2 separate regions of the Homo sapiens genome follow, and region 1 is linked to region 2. A link is an interaction called in ENCODE POLR2A ChIA-PET data of the cell type or tissue named here. Cell type or tissue: PC-9. All regions are shown on one strand. Links, peaks and the distances in the headings refer to the core of each region. The heading gives the core; the rest is flanking DNA. Region 1 holds the start of LOC124903960 (a long non-coding RNA gene). Region 2 has its middle 67 kb from the start of MIR4522.

Evidence for each region. Peaks named below come from ENCODE experiments on the same cell type or tissue, not always from the same donor. Only the 100,000 strongest peaks of a DNase experiment are listed, where the experiment ranks them.
Region 1: POLR2A ChIA-PET joins it to region 2 with 5 read pairs; 2 of 35 experiments call an interaction of 5 or more read pairs at or near these places.

Annotation. Positions count from the first base shown.
Region 1 is chr17:27,550,338-27,555,717 of GRCh38, forward strand. KSR1 (kinase suppressor of ras 1) reads left to right here. Exons shown (of 21, transcript NM_001394583.1): 2 at 231-371. It overlaps LOC124903960 (a long non-coding RNA gene), which reads right to left and starts at 1,750. Exons shown (of 2, transcript XR_007065680.1): 1 at 1,550-1,750. In PC-9, for the core only: a CTCF peak has its summit at 2,682; DNase peaks (open chromatin) are centred at 1,654, 2,214 and 2,824; H3K4me3 peaks cover 291 bases; H3K27ac peaks cover 3,398 bases.
Region 2 is chr17:27,224,450-27,229,829 of GRCh38, forward strand. No RefSeq gene overlaps it. Among named protein-coding and RNA genes, the nearest start is that of MIR4522, 67 kb to the right of the region's middle. In PC-9, for the core only: no CTCF peak of the experiment used is centred there; a DNase peak (open chromatin) is centred at 2,382.

The DNA of each region.
Region 1 (5,380 bases), core at 268-5,267, 330 kb after region 2:
TCAGCCGCCCTGGGTAGGGCAGGGGGCTCATGGGTGGCCACCAGCCTCTGCCTGTTCTCCCAGACCCTTCTCCACCCTTTCCCCTCCCCTGCAAACAGCAGAGAGGAGAGCCAGCCCCTTCCCTCATCACATTGCTTGTGTCTGCCTGAGCTCCTCTGTAGTGTGCTTGGGCCTGCCATATGGTTGGGCTGCAGATGAACACAGGCTTTTCTTTTTTGGACTTTCTGCAGGCGAAGCTGGTCCGTTACATTTGTAAGCAGAGGCAGTGCAAGCTGAGCGTGGCTCCCGGTGAGAGGACCCCAGAGCTCAACAGCTACCCCCGCTTCAGCGACTGGCTGTACACTTTCAACGTGAGGCCGGAGGTGGTGCAGGTATGCAAGCTGGTTCTCAGCATAGGGATAGGCATGAGGGGCCAAGCAGAGGGAACACACACAAACCCGAGGGCTAGCTTCCCCGTGGCTAAGACTAAGGGTTGATGCTCTCTAGTCTTGAGAAGGAGGATGGGGAGGGACAGCAGCGCCAGGAGGGATCCAGGGTACATGTGGCTCCAACAAGTGCCCTGGATGCTATTGCCTGATGAACTAGGGCAGCCCCACGCTGGGCATTGATTTGTTCATCATACTTACAACAGCCAACGTATCTGGAAGCATTGGCTGTGTGGCAGACACTGTGTTAAATGTTTCTGTGTTTTGTAAGATAGATAATCTCACTTCTCATGAACTCCTATAAGGAAATTACTATCATTGTTGCCATTTTATACTCGAGGAAATTAAAGCACAGAATGGTTAAGTAAGTTGTTTAAAATCACACAGCTAGTAAATGATAGCTTGGAATTTGGAAATAAGAGTCAGAATTTAGTTTAATCTTCTGACTGCTACAATATGCTGTCTTCCTTCCATTGTTCTCTCTTCCTGTCTGTGCAGCCTACCCACCTGCCAGCCAGCCAACTAACCAACCAGCATACTCGGAGTGTGTACTGTGCCAGGTGCCAGGGGTGCAGGTCAGCTCTCATGGAGTGCGGATTAGTCCTACTTGGCAGGCATGGTTCACCCAGTCAGATCTCATAAATCCCCTACTTCTATCCTAAAATTGAAAATATTGGCTTTTGCTGCTGTGTAAAAAGTAGCATGAATTCATTATATATAGATACTTTGGAAACAGAGAAGGAAAGAAATCACATACATACTCCTAACACTCAGAAAATCTATGATCATTAAGGTCTTTTTTTTTTTCCTTCCTCTCCCCAATATGGAAATCTTTTAAAAATTTCTATCTGGACTGTCCTGTAAGGTAGTCACAAGCCTCATGATTATCAAGCATTTAGAACATGGCTAGTCCAAATTAAAATGTGCTATAACTTCTTCCCTTGCTCTTACCTGTGTGGGCAAGGCCCTGTGGCTCTCCCCCAAGGCACACTGCAGACCCGCCTGCCTCTCTCCCTCCCTGCCTCCAGCACCACGGTCCAGGCCGCTGTCACCTCCTGCAGAATCTCTGCAGTGGCACCTCGCCCCTTGCATTCCATTTTCCACCCAGCAGCCAGGGTGCTCACCTAGAAAGGTGACTTGGATCCCATCCTTTTTCAGTGCTTCCTGTTTCCTTCAGGATAAACGCCAGATGCCTTCCTTGATCTGGCCTCTCTCGCCTCTGTTTGCTCACCTTCTCCTTTGCTCGGTAGACTCTAACCTTTGCACTTGCTCCCCACTTCCCTGGAGTGCTCTGCCCATGACTCATCCCTTGAATATTTTTCTGGTGTTGAGTGTTGTCACCGCCTCCAGGCAGTCGTCCCTGGTGATGTGATCTAAAGATCATCCCCTGCCCATCATTCTCGCCTGCGCACCTGAGTTTATTTTCTCAATGACACTGACCACTTTCTGGAGTGACCTAACCGATTTGTTGTCTGTGGTCTGTCTGCTCCCCCTGGGATGCGAGCACCATGAGACACGGCCTTGCTGTTTGGGTTTGTTTGCCACAAAATCCCCATTGAGTGTCGGGCCCAATATGGCAGTTGCTTGGTTGCGACAGATATAAAAATAAATACCTATTTATTTACTGAATAAGTAGATTTCATCATGACATGGTGGATGTCTCCAATAGCCCAGGGTTTGGCCCCAAGTGGGTGGTGACACAGGTTACTCTTAGCTCTGGCTTTCAGTTAAGTCCTGCAAGAGAGGCCAGTGTAGGGATCATAGCCCCAAAGAACCCCCTTCCCAGCTATGCCTGCTGCCATGAGTCACCTCCATGAGTCACCTGCCATGAGCCCTGGGAGAGTTGGTGCCCCCAGGGGAGATGGCCCTCTCCAGGAAGGCTAGGGCAAGTGACCCAAAGATTTCTTAGATGCAGTAGCACTCCCCTCTTCCCATGCCAACGTCCTTTTCATTCATGAAGGGTTTGTGCTGCCAGGAGCCTGAGCAGCCCTTTCCTGGGAGGCCTCTGCTATCTGGTTATTGAGCTGCACTGGTGGCCACAGTGGGGTCCTGGGGCCCCTGAGAGCCTCTGGGTTCTTTTGCCTCAAAGTTGACACATAGCACATCTGGCGTGTCATGATGGGTACACTGATGTGTTGTTTAATTATCCCAACACCCTACTTAATAGAGACCATTTTCCCCACCTCACAGTTGAGGAAGCTAGCACTCAGTGGGTATAGAAACTCACCAGGGTCCTAGAGCCACAGAGGAGTAGAGCCGGGTGCCCCTCCACACCTGACTGTGAGTCCTCCGTCTCAACCACTTCTCTCTCCTTCTTCTTGGAATGCCTGGATTCAGGCACCTGGCCAAGCCCTTTCACCTTCCAAAGCTTCAGTCTCCTCCTCTTGTGAAATGGGAATAACCCATGTGCTGCTTGCTGGCACAGGCAGTTGTGAAAGTCAAGTGCGGGGGTGGAGGAGGAAAAATTAACAATTTCCCACCTCTCTCTTACCCTCAGCTGCTGTTAATCCCAGGTGAGAGCCAGACCCAGCAGAGGCAGCTAGAGAGGCCTGCACATACGGCAGCTCTCAACAGCCTCCTGGGGAGTGAAGGAAGGCTGGGAATGGCTGACTAGAGGCAGTTTTCTGAATCAAGAGAGATAGCGGGAGTCAGCCCAGAGCTTAGGACAGAGAGGGCGGCACACCAGCCTGACAGAGCTGGGCCAAGTGTCCTCCTTCCGTCCCCCCAGTTGGTACCAAGGGTGTCCTCACCAGCAGGGCCAGGAGGAAGTGAGGCTGGAGTGGATGGGGAGCAGGAGGGCAGACTGGGCTGCAGGAGCCTGCTGGAGGTACCTGGGCCTGGCAGCTTTCTTCCTGGGCTTTAAGAACCACAAGGAACCATTAGCTGCTGTCATTCCATCTTCCCCAGACTCTCCAGAAACCCCTTCTCAAGATTTCTCTTTTTCTTCCTCCCAAATCTCATGTCAGTTCCTGGGCTATAGCCAGAGTATTCTAAAGCCCAGAAAGAAAAGGCTATTTCCTTTAGTAAACCCAGCTTCAGCTCCTACAGACTGGGGAGAGGGCTACCTTGGTTCAGTTCTACCTCTGAGAGTTTCTCCTTGTACATGTGTGGAAGCCTAGTGATGGGGGAACCCTGAGTTAGAGCAGCTCTCCAGGGCTTCAGCTGCAAGGGCTGGCCCCAGGGGTGTGGGTCTATTTTATTCTGTTTCTTAACCCAGACAGTTCTTCGGACTCTGACTCGATACCCACTGCTGCCCCTGACCCCTACCCTGGCCCTGATGGATTCTGTGTGCTTTCAGTGGGAATTGGCTCTGTAAGTTCTGCCCATCAAAAATAGGTGCAGTATTCAGAAGCCAGAGTTCCAAACCCATGTCTGTCATGCATTAAAAACCCACGTCTGTCAGAGAATCTTTTGACTTCTTAACCCATTTATGCCAGAGGTTGCAGTTTTTTGAATTTTTGCGGTCAGACCTTGGCAATGACCTTGAGCAGTAGGATATAAATAACTCCCATGTGCTTAGCATTCCAACAATGGAACGCTAGGCATACGTGGGTTGTCATCTAAAACAGGGGACCCATCCCCCAGGCCACTGACAGGTACCGGTCCACTTGGCCTCTTAGGAACTGGGCCACACAGCAGGAGGAACGTGTTTACAGTTGCTCCCCATTGCTCGCATTACCGCCTGAGTTCCGCCAGCTGTCAGATCAGCAGCAGCATTAGATTCTCACAGGAGCACAAACCCTGTTGTGAACTGCACACGCGAGGGATCTAGGTTATGTGCTCCTTGTGAGAATCTAATGCCTGATGATCTGTCACTGTCTCCCATCACCCCCAGATTGGACTGTCTAGTTGCAGGAAAACAAGCTCAGGGCTCTCACTGATTCTACATTATGGTGAGTTGTATAATTATTTCATTATATATTACAATGTAATAGAATAAAGTGCATGATAAATGTAATGCACTTTAATCCTCTGGAAACCATCCCCCGCTCCCTGTCCCTGGAAAAATTATCTTCCATGAAACCAGTTCCTGGTGCCAAAAAGGTTGGGGACCACTGTTCTAAACCATTGTTTATTTTCTTAAATAAACTTTTTATTTCGGAATAATTTTAGATTTACAGAAAAGTTGCAGGGATGTACAGAGAGTTCTCGTATGTACCCCTCACCCAGTTTCCCCATCATTAACGTTGTCGTGACCACAGTGCCTTTGTCAAAACTGAGGAAATGACACTGGTATATTACAATGAACGCAACTCCAGACTATGTAGGTTTGACCAGTTTTTCCTTTACTGTCCTCTCTCTTTTCTGGGATCAATCCAGGGCACCGCATGGTTTACATTATTTTGATTTATCATGTCTCCCCAGTTTCCTCTGCTCTGTGACAGTTTCTCAGTCTTCCCTTAATTTCATGACGTTGACACTACTTTGTTTTTTGGAAGTGAGCCCTCCCTTAGGATTGGGGGGTATGAGGGGTAGGTGGGTTAAGCTCCATCTCCTCTGGGGGTGTATCTACACAGATTATTTGGAACTTTTCTGTAGGAAAGAGTTGTCTTTTCTCCTCCGTTTATTTATTCATTCAGTCATTTATATCAGTATAGGCTCATGTCTTTTTCTTTTACACATTGGGTTCTAATCCAATACTACATGATTTATTTTGTTTCTCAAGTTCTTCCAGCTTTGGCCATTGGGAGTTCTTGCAGGTTTGTTCCTGCACTCTGTGACATTGCCCATCCTTCAGTTTTGTTTGGCGTGTGTGTGTGTGTGTGTGTGTGTGTAGCACTTCCGTGTGTAGCACTTCCTTTGCTTTCTGACACTACAGTATGCTTCAGCCCCCTCTGTTTTTTACTAACCCCACTTCTAGAATCAGTTATTTCCCCAGGGAGCCTGGTGAGTTATTCGCTCTGCTTTGTTTTGATTTTATTATTTTTATTTTTTAAAACTGTGGTGAAATACGT
Region 2 (5,380 bases), core at 126-5,125:
TGTCATGCAAATAATCACTTACAAAATTAATAATGCTGTATTAGTCAGGGGTCTCTCAAGAAACAGAATTAGTAGGATACATTCATTCATTCATTTATTATAAGAAATAATAAAGGATTTATTAGAAGGAATTGTCTTATGTGATTATGGAGGCTGGCAAATCCAAATCTGTCCAAGTCTGAGTCAATATCCCAGTTTAAGTGTGAAGTCAGAAAGCTCCTGTAGAACCAGGAAGAGCCAATGACTCATTTCAAAAGCCATCAGGCAGGAGAATTCTACTCGGCGGATGGTCAGCCTTTTCTTCTGGTCAGGCCTTCAACTGATTGGATGAGGCCCATCCACATTATAGAGGGCAATCTGCTTGCATCAGTCTACAATTTAAATGTTAAGCTCATCCAAAAAACAGCCTCACAGAAACACCTAGAATAATGTGTGACCAAATACCTAGGCACCCCATGGCCCAGTCAAGCTGACACATAAATCTAACCAATACAGTGTTCCTCCTCATTAAGGTAAAATATTAAAAACTGTCTCCAGTGAATCATGCCTCTCTGGATCCATCCCTTTGCAATGTGCCTTTGCTCTCCTGCCCACCATCAGGCCCTCAGACATGTGAATGAAGCCATCTGGAAGCCTCTAAGACAGTCCAGTCACCCCACTGATGTCATGTGGAGCACTTCCTGTGGAGCGCTGCCTGAAACTCTGACCCCTGGGTTCGTAAGTAACAACATGGTTGTATTTATTCGCTGAGTTTAGGGAGTGGTTTATTATGCAGCCATACATAAGTGACATAACTGATACTACTAATACAATAAGTAGTGAGAAAATATGAATTAAGATACATCACAGTAGCACCAGAAATTATTGTGTATCCTGGAATTAACCTAACACAACTGCACAAAATCTTTATGAGGAAAAATATAAAACTCCTTTAAAGGATGTTTTAAAAGACTCAGATAATGAAAGACATGCCTTTTTTCTTTTTCTTTTTCTTTTTTTTCTGTGACAGGGTCTCACTCTGTCACCCAAGCTGGGGTGCAGTGGCGTAATCTTAGCTTACTGCAACCTCCGCCTCTCAGGGTCAAGCAATCCTCCCACCTCAGCCTTCCAAGTAGCCAGGACTACAGGTTCACACCACCACACTTGGCTAATTTTTGTATTTTTGGTAGAGATGGGGTTTTACCATGTGGCCCAGGCTGCCTTGAGCTTCTGAGCTCCAGCAATCTGCCCACCTCAGCCTCCCAAAGTGCCGGGCTTACAGGCATGAGCCACTGTGCCTGGCTTTATTGAAGTGTACCTGACCTACAATTGATAGTACATTTTAAAGTGAACAATTTAGGTTTTGACATATGTATACACCTGTGCAATCACCACCCCTAAAAATGGTGAACATATATCCATGGTGAACATATATCCATCATTCCCAAAACTTTTCTCATGTCTTTTTGCAACCCTTTCCTCTCACCTCTCCCTGAACCCTTTCCCATTCCCAAGCAGCCATTAACCATTTTTTGTCACTATAGATTAATTTTCATTACTAGAATTTTATATAAATAGAATTATCCAGCAATTTTATTGTCTGGCTTCTTTAACTCAGCATAATTATTTTGAGGTTCATCCCTGGGGTTGTGTGTATCAGTAATGTATTCCTCTTTATTGCCAAGTAGTGTTATTCCATGGTTTGTATGTACCATAATTTGTTTACTCATTCACCCATTGATGCACATTTAGGTTGTCTCCAGTTTTGAACTAATACAAATAAAGCTGACATGAATATTCATATCCAAGTCTTTATATTGACTTATACTTTCATATCTCTTGGATAAATACTCAGGAGTGGAATGGCTGGGTCTTTCAGGAGGTATTCCAGAAGAAGGGATTGTTAACACAGGAGAAGACAGCTCCATGCATGTTATTTCCCCCGAAGATCTCCCAGTGGGACAAGACGTGGAGGTGGAAGACAGTGATATTAGTGATATTGATGATCCTGATGATTTGTAGGCCCAGGCTAATGTGTGTGTTTGTGTCTTAGTTTGGGACAAAAAAGTTTAAAAAGTAAAAAAAAAACAAAAACTTTTTAATAGAAAAATGCTTATAGAATAAGGATATGAAGAAAAAATTGTTCTGTGCAGCTATACAATGTGTGTTATACATTAAGTGTTATTAAAGAGTCAGAAGTTTTAAAATATCAAAAAGTTTATGAAATTAAAAAGTTACAATAAGCTAAGGTTAATTTATTATTGAAGAAAGAAAAATATTTTAAAAATAAATTTAGTGTAGCCTAAGTGTACAGTGTTTACAAAGTAAACAGTAGTTACAGTAATGTCCTAGGCCTTCACAGTGACTCACCCTCACTCACTGACTCACTCAGAGCAACTTCCAGTCCTGCAAGCTCCATTAACGGTAAATGCCCTATCCAGGTGTACCATTTTCTGTTTTATACATATTTTTACTATGCCACCTCTATGTTTAGATGCACAAATACTTCCCGTTGTGTTACAATTGCCTAAAATATTCAGGACAGTAACATGCTGTACAAGTTTGTAGCCTATCCAATAGGCTATCCCACATATCCTAGGTGTATAGTAGGTTATACCGTCTAGATTTGTATAGTACACTCTACGATGTCTGCACAATGATAGAATCATCTGACAATACATTTCTCAGAACATATCTCTGTTGCTAAGTGGCACATGACTGCACTTATTTGCCATCTACATGCCTTCTTTGGTGAAATATCTATTCAAATATTTTGCCCATCTAAAAAAGTTGAGTTGCTTCTTATTATTGAGTTTTGAGAGTGCTGAGTATATTCTGGATACAAGTCCTTTATTAAGTATATGATTTGCAAATATTTACTTCAGTCTCTGGGCTGTCTTTTTATTGTCTTACCAAGATGTTTCAAAGAGCAGAGATTCTTAATTTTGCTAAAGTCCAGTTTATCAATTTCTCCTTTTATGGATTATGCTTTTGGTGTAGCTAAGAAATCATTGCCTAATACAAGGTCACAAAGATTTTCTTCTAGAAATGTTCATGTTTTAGGTTTTACCTTTAGGTCTGTGATACATCTGAATTAATTTTTGAATATTTTATGAGATAAGAATCAAAATCTATTGTTTTGCCTATGGATATCCAGTTATTCTAGTACCGTTTATTTAAAAGACTGTCCTTTCTCCACTGAGTTGTCTTTGCACTTTTAATAAAAACCAGTTGTCCATGTAAGTGCAGGTCTATTTCTGGACTCTGTTTGAGTCCATTGATCTATTTTTTTCATGTCAATGTTCTCAGCTTCCACCTTAAGATTCTTAAACAAAAAAGAAGAGTAAATTAAATCTAAAGTAATCAGAAGAAAGGAAATAGCAAAGATTAGAGTGGAAATCAACACACTAGAAAACAGAAAAATAATAGAAAAAAATTCAGTGGAACAAAAAGCTCTTTCTTTGAGAAGATCAATAAGATTGAAAACTTCTAGCCACACTAATCAGGAAAGAAAGGGAGGATAAAAATTAGCAATATCAGGAATGAGACAGCCAACATCCCCACGGGCTCTCAGATATTAGAGGATGATAAGGGAATTTTATGAACAATTTTATGACAATTTTTTTTGAGATAGGATCTCACTCTGTCACCCAAGCATATAATGCAGTGGCATGATCAGAGCTCACTGCAGCCTCAAACTCCTAGACTCAAGCGATCCTCCTACCCCAGACCCCTGAGTAGCTGGGACTACAGGCATGTACGACAACAACCAGCTAATTTAAAAAATTGTTTTTGTAGAGACAGGGTCTTGCAATGTTGCTCAGGCTGGTCTCAAACTCCAAACCTCAGGCAATCTCCCATCAGCCCCTCAGTGGGCTGGGATTACAGATGTGAGCCACCACCCCTGGCCTTAGGGAAACTTATATGACAACTTAGATGAAAAGGACAAATTTTTTGAAAGACAAACTACCAAAACTCATTCAACAAGAAATAGATGGCCAGGCATGGTGGCTTATGCCTGTAAAATGGTACACCTGTATACGGCATTTACCCTTAATGGAGCTTGCAGGACTGGAAGTAATCCCAGTACTCTGGGAGGCCAAGGCAAGTGGATCACCTGAGGTCAGGAATTCGAGACCAGCCTGACCAACATGGTGAAACCCTGTCTCTACTAAAAATAAAAAAAAAAATTAGTTGGGCATGGTGGCGGGTGCCCGTAATCCCAGATACTTGAACGGCTGAGGCAGGAGAATTGCTTGAACCTGGGAGGTGGAGGTTGTGGTGAGCAGAGATCGTGCCACTGCAGTCCAGCCTAGGAGACAGAGCAAAACTCTGTCTCAAAAAAAAAAAAAAAAAAAAAAAAAAAGGAAAAGAAAAAAATAGATAATCTGAGTAGTCTTGTATCTATTAAAGAAATAGACAATTGGCCAGGCGCGGTGGCTCACGCCTGTAATCCCAGCACTTTGGGAGGCCGAGGCGGGCGGATCACGAGGTCAGGAGATCGAGACCATCCTGGCTAACACAGTGAAACCCCGTCTCTACTAAAAATACAAAAAATTAGCCAGGCGAGGTAGCGGGCGCCTGTAGTCCCAGCTACTCAGGAGGCTGAGGCAGGAGAATGGTGTGAACCCCGGGGGGCGGAGCCTGCAGTGAGCCGAGATTGTGCCACTGCACTCCAGCCTGGGCGACAGCAAGACTCCGTCTCAAAAAAAAAAAAAAAGAAAAAAGAAATAGAATCTGAAGTTCAAAATCCTTCCCACAGAGAAAACTTCAGGCCCAGGTAGCTTCTCTGGTGAATTCCATCACATTTAAGGAATAACTAATACCAATTCTGCACAAACTCTTTCAGAAAATTGAAGAGGAGTTAACACTCCCCAACTCATTCTATGAGGCCAACATTATACTGTTATTAAATTCAGACAAAGACTTTGCAAGGAAAAAGAAAAGAAAGAAACAATCCCAAACCAAAAAGTTACAGACCAATACCCCTCATGACAAATATCTCTCTTAAAATGTTAGCAACATGTTCATGGATAAGATGACCTTAACAATTCTAAGATATTAATTCGCTCCCAAATTCATCTATAAATTTATGCAAGATGATTCAAAATTCCAACAGGACTTTTTCAAGTAAAAATTTTAATGAAGTATATACATACAGAAAGCTACACCAATTATTAAGTACACAGCACAATAGATTTTTGCAAAATGAATAACTCTATATAAACATGATCCAGATTAAAAAAAAAAAACTAAAGTATTATCTGCACCCCCACCCTGGAAACTAGAGAATAGCCTTGCCTATTTTGAACTCTATATAAACGGAGCATGGGCTGGGTTCCGTGGCTCACACCTGTAATCCCAACACTTTAGGAAGCCTAGATGGGCAGATCGTTTGAGC